2 separate regions of the Homo sapiens genome follow, and region 1 is linked to region 2. Evidence: chromatin contacts called from ENCODE Hi-C or POLR2A ChIA-PET data. All regions are on one chromosome and are shown on one strand. Each heading gives the region's core, a stretch centred on a gene start or an enhancer-like site at or near the end of the contact. The rest is flanking DNA. Distances are from core to core; before and after follow the strand shown.

Region 1 (2,861 bases), core at 354-2,853, 78 kb after region 2:
CCTCTTGCCTCAGCCTCCGAGTAGGTAGAACTACAGGTCAGTTACCACACCTGCTAATTTTTTTTTTTTTTTTTTTTTTTTTTGAGACGGAGTTGCTGTTCACTGCAACCTCTGCCTCCCTGGTTTAAGTGATTCTCCTACCTCAGCCTCCCAAGTAGCTGGGATCACAGGCATGTGCCACCACGCCCGGCTAATTTTTGTATTTTTGGTAGGGACAGGGTTTCACCATGTTGGTCAGGCTGGTCTCGAACTCCCGACCTCAGGTGATCCACTTGCCTCGGCCTCCCAATATGCTGGGATTACAGGCATGAGCCACCGTGCCCGGCCATGTTGGGGTAGATTTTGAAAAAAAAAATAAATAAGGGATACTGGATCATAATTCCACCTGGGCAGAGACCACAGTTCTAGGTCCAGATATCAGTCTAAAGTGGGATACAACCCCGGAAGGCATCAAGGCAGCCAGTCCTGGTTACACTGAGAGGATAATTGGGTTACAGCATCTTGGCTGGGCACGGTGGCTCACGCCTGTAATCCCAGCACTTTGGGAGGCTAAGGCAGGCGGATCACTTGAGCCCAGGGGTTCGAGACCAGTGTGGCCAACATGGCGAAACCCTGTCTCTAAAAAGATACAAAAATTAGCTTGGTGTAGTGGCATGCGCCTATAGTCCCAGCTACTTGGGAGGCTGAGTGGGAGGATTACTTGAGCCTAGGAGGTAGAGGTTGCTGTCAGCTGAGACGGTGCCACTGCACTCCAGCCTGGGTGACAGAATTAGACCCTGTCTAAAAAAAAAAAAAAAAAAAAAAAGTTATAGCATCTTTACTGAACATGTTTGAGAGACTAAAGTAGGGCAGAGGATGAAGGGAAAGACTTCTCTCCTGAGCTCTAGGTCCACATTTCCAACTGTCTGTTAGAAATCTCCAAACCCCATCTCTAGAAAGATCATAAGCTTGGTAGTAGGGTAAAGGTTAGATCAGAGGGGAGCTTGGAGGAAAAAGTGTCAGTTAGCTGCTATCACAGCTGAGATTCAGGCAAGAGGTAAATACAATCTGAATCAGGCTGGCAGGAGAGAGTCTTGCAAGACATTCTCCAGGTGGAATCCGTGGTACTTGATAACTGATTGGGGTGAGGCAGAGGGAAGAGGCTTTCCAACCTGGGTGAGTGGGAGGGTGGGATGCTGTGAACACGAACAGGGGACACAGTGGAGAAGGAGCAGCCTTGAGAGGAAAATGTGGGATGAGGTGTTGAGCATATTGTGTTTGGAGATTTTTCTTTTTCTTTTATTCTTTTTTTTTTTTTTGAGACGGAGTTTTGCTCTTGTATCCTAGGCTGGAGTGCAGTGGTGCAATCTCGGCTCACTGCAACCTCTGCCTCCTGGATTTAAGCGATTCTCCCACCTCAGCCTGCCGAATAGCTGGGACTACAGGCGTGCACCAACATGCCCAGCTAATTTTTTGTATTTTTAGTAGAGGTGGGGTTTCGCCATGTTGGCCAGGCTGATTTCGAACTCCTGACCTCAGGTGATCCATCCACCTCGGCCTCCCAAAGTGCTCGGATTACAGGTGTGAGTCACCATGTCTGGCCAGTATTGTTTTGGGTGGAATTTGGATCATTGCCAATTTTTTGCTCCTAGGAACAATGTGATCATGACTGTTCCTATATACATGGTCTGGTGCGAGTGTATATTAGTTTCTCTGGATGTATACCTAGGACTGGAATTGCTGGATTCCAGGATATGAACATGTTCAAGTTGACTAGGTAAAGTTATTTTTTAGAAGTGATTGTACCCATGTACCAGTGAAATTTACCTTTTTTGCTCTATTTTTTACTACTTTCATAATGAAAATATAAATGCATATTTTAATAGACAAATGAGATTATATCAAACCAAAAAACTTCTGTATAGCAAAGGAAATAACAGAGTAAAGAGACAACCTGCAGAATGAGAGAAAATATTTGCAAACTACTTATCCAACAAGGGATTAATATCCAGAATAGGGCTAGGCAGGGTGATTCACACCTGTAATCTCAGCACGTTAGGAGACCAAGGCAGGAGGATCACTTGAGATCAGGAGTTTGAGACCAGCCTGGGCAATGTGGCAAGATCCTGTCGTCTCTATTTTTGTTTGTTTGTTTGTTTTGAGATGGAGTTTTGCTCTTGTCACTCAGGCTGGATTGCAGTGGCATGATCTCAGCTCACTGCAACCTCCACTTCCTGGGTTCAAGCGATTTTCCTGCCTCAGCCTCCTGAGTAGCTGGGATTACAGGCATGCGCCACCACACCTGGCTAATTTTGTATTTTCAGTAGAGACAGCATTTCACCATGTTGGTCAGACTGGTCTCGAACTCCTGACCTCAGGTGATCCGCCTGCCTCGGCCTCCCAAAGTGTTCAGATTACAAGCATGAGCCACTGCACCCAGCCTTCCTGTCTCTGTTTTTAAAAAAGAAAAGAAAATGGAAAATTAGCTAAATAGACATCTCTCAAAAGAAGACACACAAATGGCCAACAGGTATATGAAAAAATCGTGATCACTAATATTCTGGGAAATGCGAATCAAAACCACAATGAGATATCTTTTTTTTTTTTTTTTTTTTTGAGATGGAGTCTCGCTGTGTCACCCAGGCTGCAGTGCAGTGGCACGATCTCGGCTAACTGCAACCTCCACCTCCTGGGTTCAAGAAATTCTCCTGCCTCAGCCTCCTGAGTAGCTGGGATTACAGGCTCCTGCCACCACACCCGGCTAATTTTTGTATTTTTAGTAAAGATGGTTTTTCGCCATGTTGGCCAGGCTGGTCTCAAACTCCTCACCTCAGGTGATCCACCTGCTTCAGCTTCCCAAAGTGTTGGGATTACAGGCATGA
Region 2 (2,700 bases), core at 16-2,515:
GATAAGGTTGGCCAGAACTCAAAACAGAGGAGGAAAAGGATTTTTGTAAGAAATGTTTGAGGTGAACCTCACAGACACAGAAAGAGAAGGAAGAGGGACAAGCCAAGGATGATTCCAATGTTTCTGGCTTGAGTTATCTCAAGTTGAGTTATCCTGGTATTGCTGATGGTAATACCATTCAGCAATCGAGGAATAAGAGAGGGCCTAAGACTTACAGAGAGGCCAGGCACAGCGGCTCACGCCTGCAGTCCCAGCTACTCAGAAGGCCAAAGCAGAAGGATGGTTTGAGCCCAGGAGCCAGGAGTTAGAGGTTACAATGAGCTATGACAGTGCCACTGTACTCCAGCCTGGGCCACTGAGCGAGACACTGTCTCCAAAAAAAAAAGACTTATACAGATGTTCCATTTAGGACATGTTGAATCTGGGGTCTCTGAAAAGCAGCAAAGAGAAGATGTCCAGTAGGCATTTGGCCATCCAAGACCAGAGCTCAAGAGATATGGAATTTTTATTCTAAAAACACATTCAGGCAATAATAGATGAAATCACTCAAGAATAGGGTACTAACTACCAAGAGATAAGGATGAACTGTGAAACCCCGAGTAAAGCCATTTTTTTTTCTTTCTTTTTTTTTTTTTGAGACAGTCTTGCTCTGTTGCCCAGGCTGGAGTGCAGTGGCGCCACCTTGGCTCACTGCAACCTCCACCTCCCGGTTCAAGCGATTCTTGTGCCTCAGCCTCCTGAGTAGCTGGGATTACAGGTGTGTGCCACCACATGCGGCTAATTTTTGTATTTTTAGTAGAGGCAGGGTTTCACCATGTTGGCCAGGCTGGTCTCGAACTCCTGGCCTCATGTGATCCACCCACATCAGCCTCCCAAAGTGCTGGGATTACAGTTGTGAGTCACGCGCCCAGCCCTGAGTAAAGCCAGTATTTAAGAGAAGAGGAACCTACAAGGTATCCTGAGAAACAGATAGGCATCTAGAATTAAGTTAAGTATTTGTTAGGTTATCATTTAATGTCTGCTTTCAACAAGTATGCAATGTCTTACAGAGAAAATTCAAGTTTTAAAAAGAAAAAAAAATTTGCTTATAGTAAAGTTACTGAAAAAGAAAAAGTTCTTTCAGAATACCGTAACATGGCTTCCTGGGACAGGAAGGAAACCAATGAGATACACCCTCCTGACCTCTTACCAGTACTTCAAAAAGTGCAATAAAGCTGGTTGAGAGAAACAAAGAAGTTTCTTTGGAGACCTACTTTAAACGCTTAATCCGTGCCAAAAGTCCAAAGTCCATGAAGCTAACTACCTTTGGATGAATTTTCAAGGCAGAGATAAAATCTCCAATGTGCACTTTAATGACTAATACTAGTTTTGAGAGACATTACTACACATCTATGCTCTGGGACAGACCAAACCTTCAGTCTCTACGTCAATGGTACAACAGAGTACTATTCTCCCCAGTAGTGTTACTGAATTTGCGACTCACTGAGTTGGAAGAGCTGCTTAAAGGTTTATCATCATCAAAAGCCATTTATTAGGGGGTGTTCTTGTTTTTTTTTGAGCAAAGTGCTAAAAACTCCGTTGTACGTTTCCTACCCCATCATAGTTTACAACTTTGTTGGGTAAGATCAAATGACTCCAAAAAACACCTCTGGAATTTCAATACAAGTTGCGATAGTTAAGTGCCAAAACAAGCGGTATGACAGCTGTCGGGATGCAGAAGTAATCAGTAAAGCCTGGATCGTGTAAGAAAATGGGGCTTGAGCCAGACTTTAAGGAAAGGCCAAGCAGTCAAGAAGGAATATGATGTCCAAGGAATATCATAGGCAGGGTACAGCTGACAGCAAAGGCACAGATGCAGCAACTGTGCCTAGAACCAGTTGATCAGTTTTATTGCAATAAGAGGTTCATGTAGCCGGGTTGTGGTAGATAAAAGCAGATAAGTAGACAAAAAGCAAGACGGTAGAGAGCCAGACCACAGCATTTTGTACTTTATCCTATGAACAGTACATAGCCAGTGAAGGTTTTATGCCGAGGTAGATGACGGATGCAAAGCACAATTTTAGGAAAATTAATCTGGCAACTGTGTATAGAAAGGTTAATGGAATATCATCATTGTGACGAGGTATACATGTGTCAAAACTCATCAAATGTATACACTTAAAATTGCTGAATTTTACTGCATATAAATTATACCTCAGGAAGACCAATTTTTTCAAAACAAAGGACAAAGATAAAGACAAGAATAAGCAGATTATTAAAATACAGGCTGGAAAAAAAGTCAGGCTGTAAAATCCTGAATATTTGATAGCTGAGATTAATTCAAGCCAGCTGATTATACACATTTTTTCCCAACTTCAGCAACATAACACTAGTAGCCTGAAACCAGCCATGATAGAGTATTTATACCTCAGAAATCAGCAAACATTACAAATCAGGGCTTTATCCCCCTCCCCAGGGTGGTTGTTCAATATTCACCAGCACACCACTGTGTAATTTCTATACGAGGTTTGGCTTGGATATGGTGCTAAATGAAGAGTTCCTCGACATTTCTTCTCACTCAAAATAATGACATAATTCCGAAGCACCATATCTTAATCTTACCAGCAGTAGACAGTTATCAAAAAAGTGTTAAGATTTAAGAGTCTAACATTTTACTAGTTTCAAGAATTAAAGCATGCCCATGAATAAGAAACCTTTGTG

Evidence for each region. Hi-C counts contacts between places; a loop is a spot of excess contacts on that map. ChIA-PET counts read pairs that join two places held with the same protein, here RNA polymerase II (POLR2A). Pooled maps may share reads with other maps.
Region 1: POLR2A ChIA-PET joins it to region 2 with 14 read pairs in AG04449. The contact joins two enhancer-like sites. A Hi-C loop is called at or near these places in 1 of 50 pooled maps. POLR2A ChIA-PET finds 5 or more read pairs at or near these places in 10 of 52 experiments (AG04449, B cell, HEK293 and 6 more).

Annotation. Positions count from the first base shown.
Region 1 is chr7:129,983,053-129,985,913 of GRCh38, forward strand. All of the region lies in intron 2 of UBE2H-DT (UBE2H divergent transcript), which reads left to right. Among named protein-coding and RNA genes, the nearest start is that of UBE2H-DT, 31 kb to the left of the region's middle. Within about 2 kb of position 1,604, at least 2 of the 41 ENCODE cell types and tissues checked have a DNase peak (open chromatin) inside an H3K27ac peak, as active enhancers do.
Region 2 is chr7:129,905,591-129,908,290 of GRCh38, forward strand. The region is part of intron 1 of UBE2H (ubiquitin conjugating enzyme E2 H); the gene reads right to left. Among named protein-coding and RNA genes, the nearest start is that of UBE2H, 46 kb to the right of the region's middle. Within about 2 kb of position 1,266, at least 6 of the 41 ENCODE cell types and tissues checked have a DNase peak (open chromatin) inside an H3K27ac peak, as active enhancers do.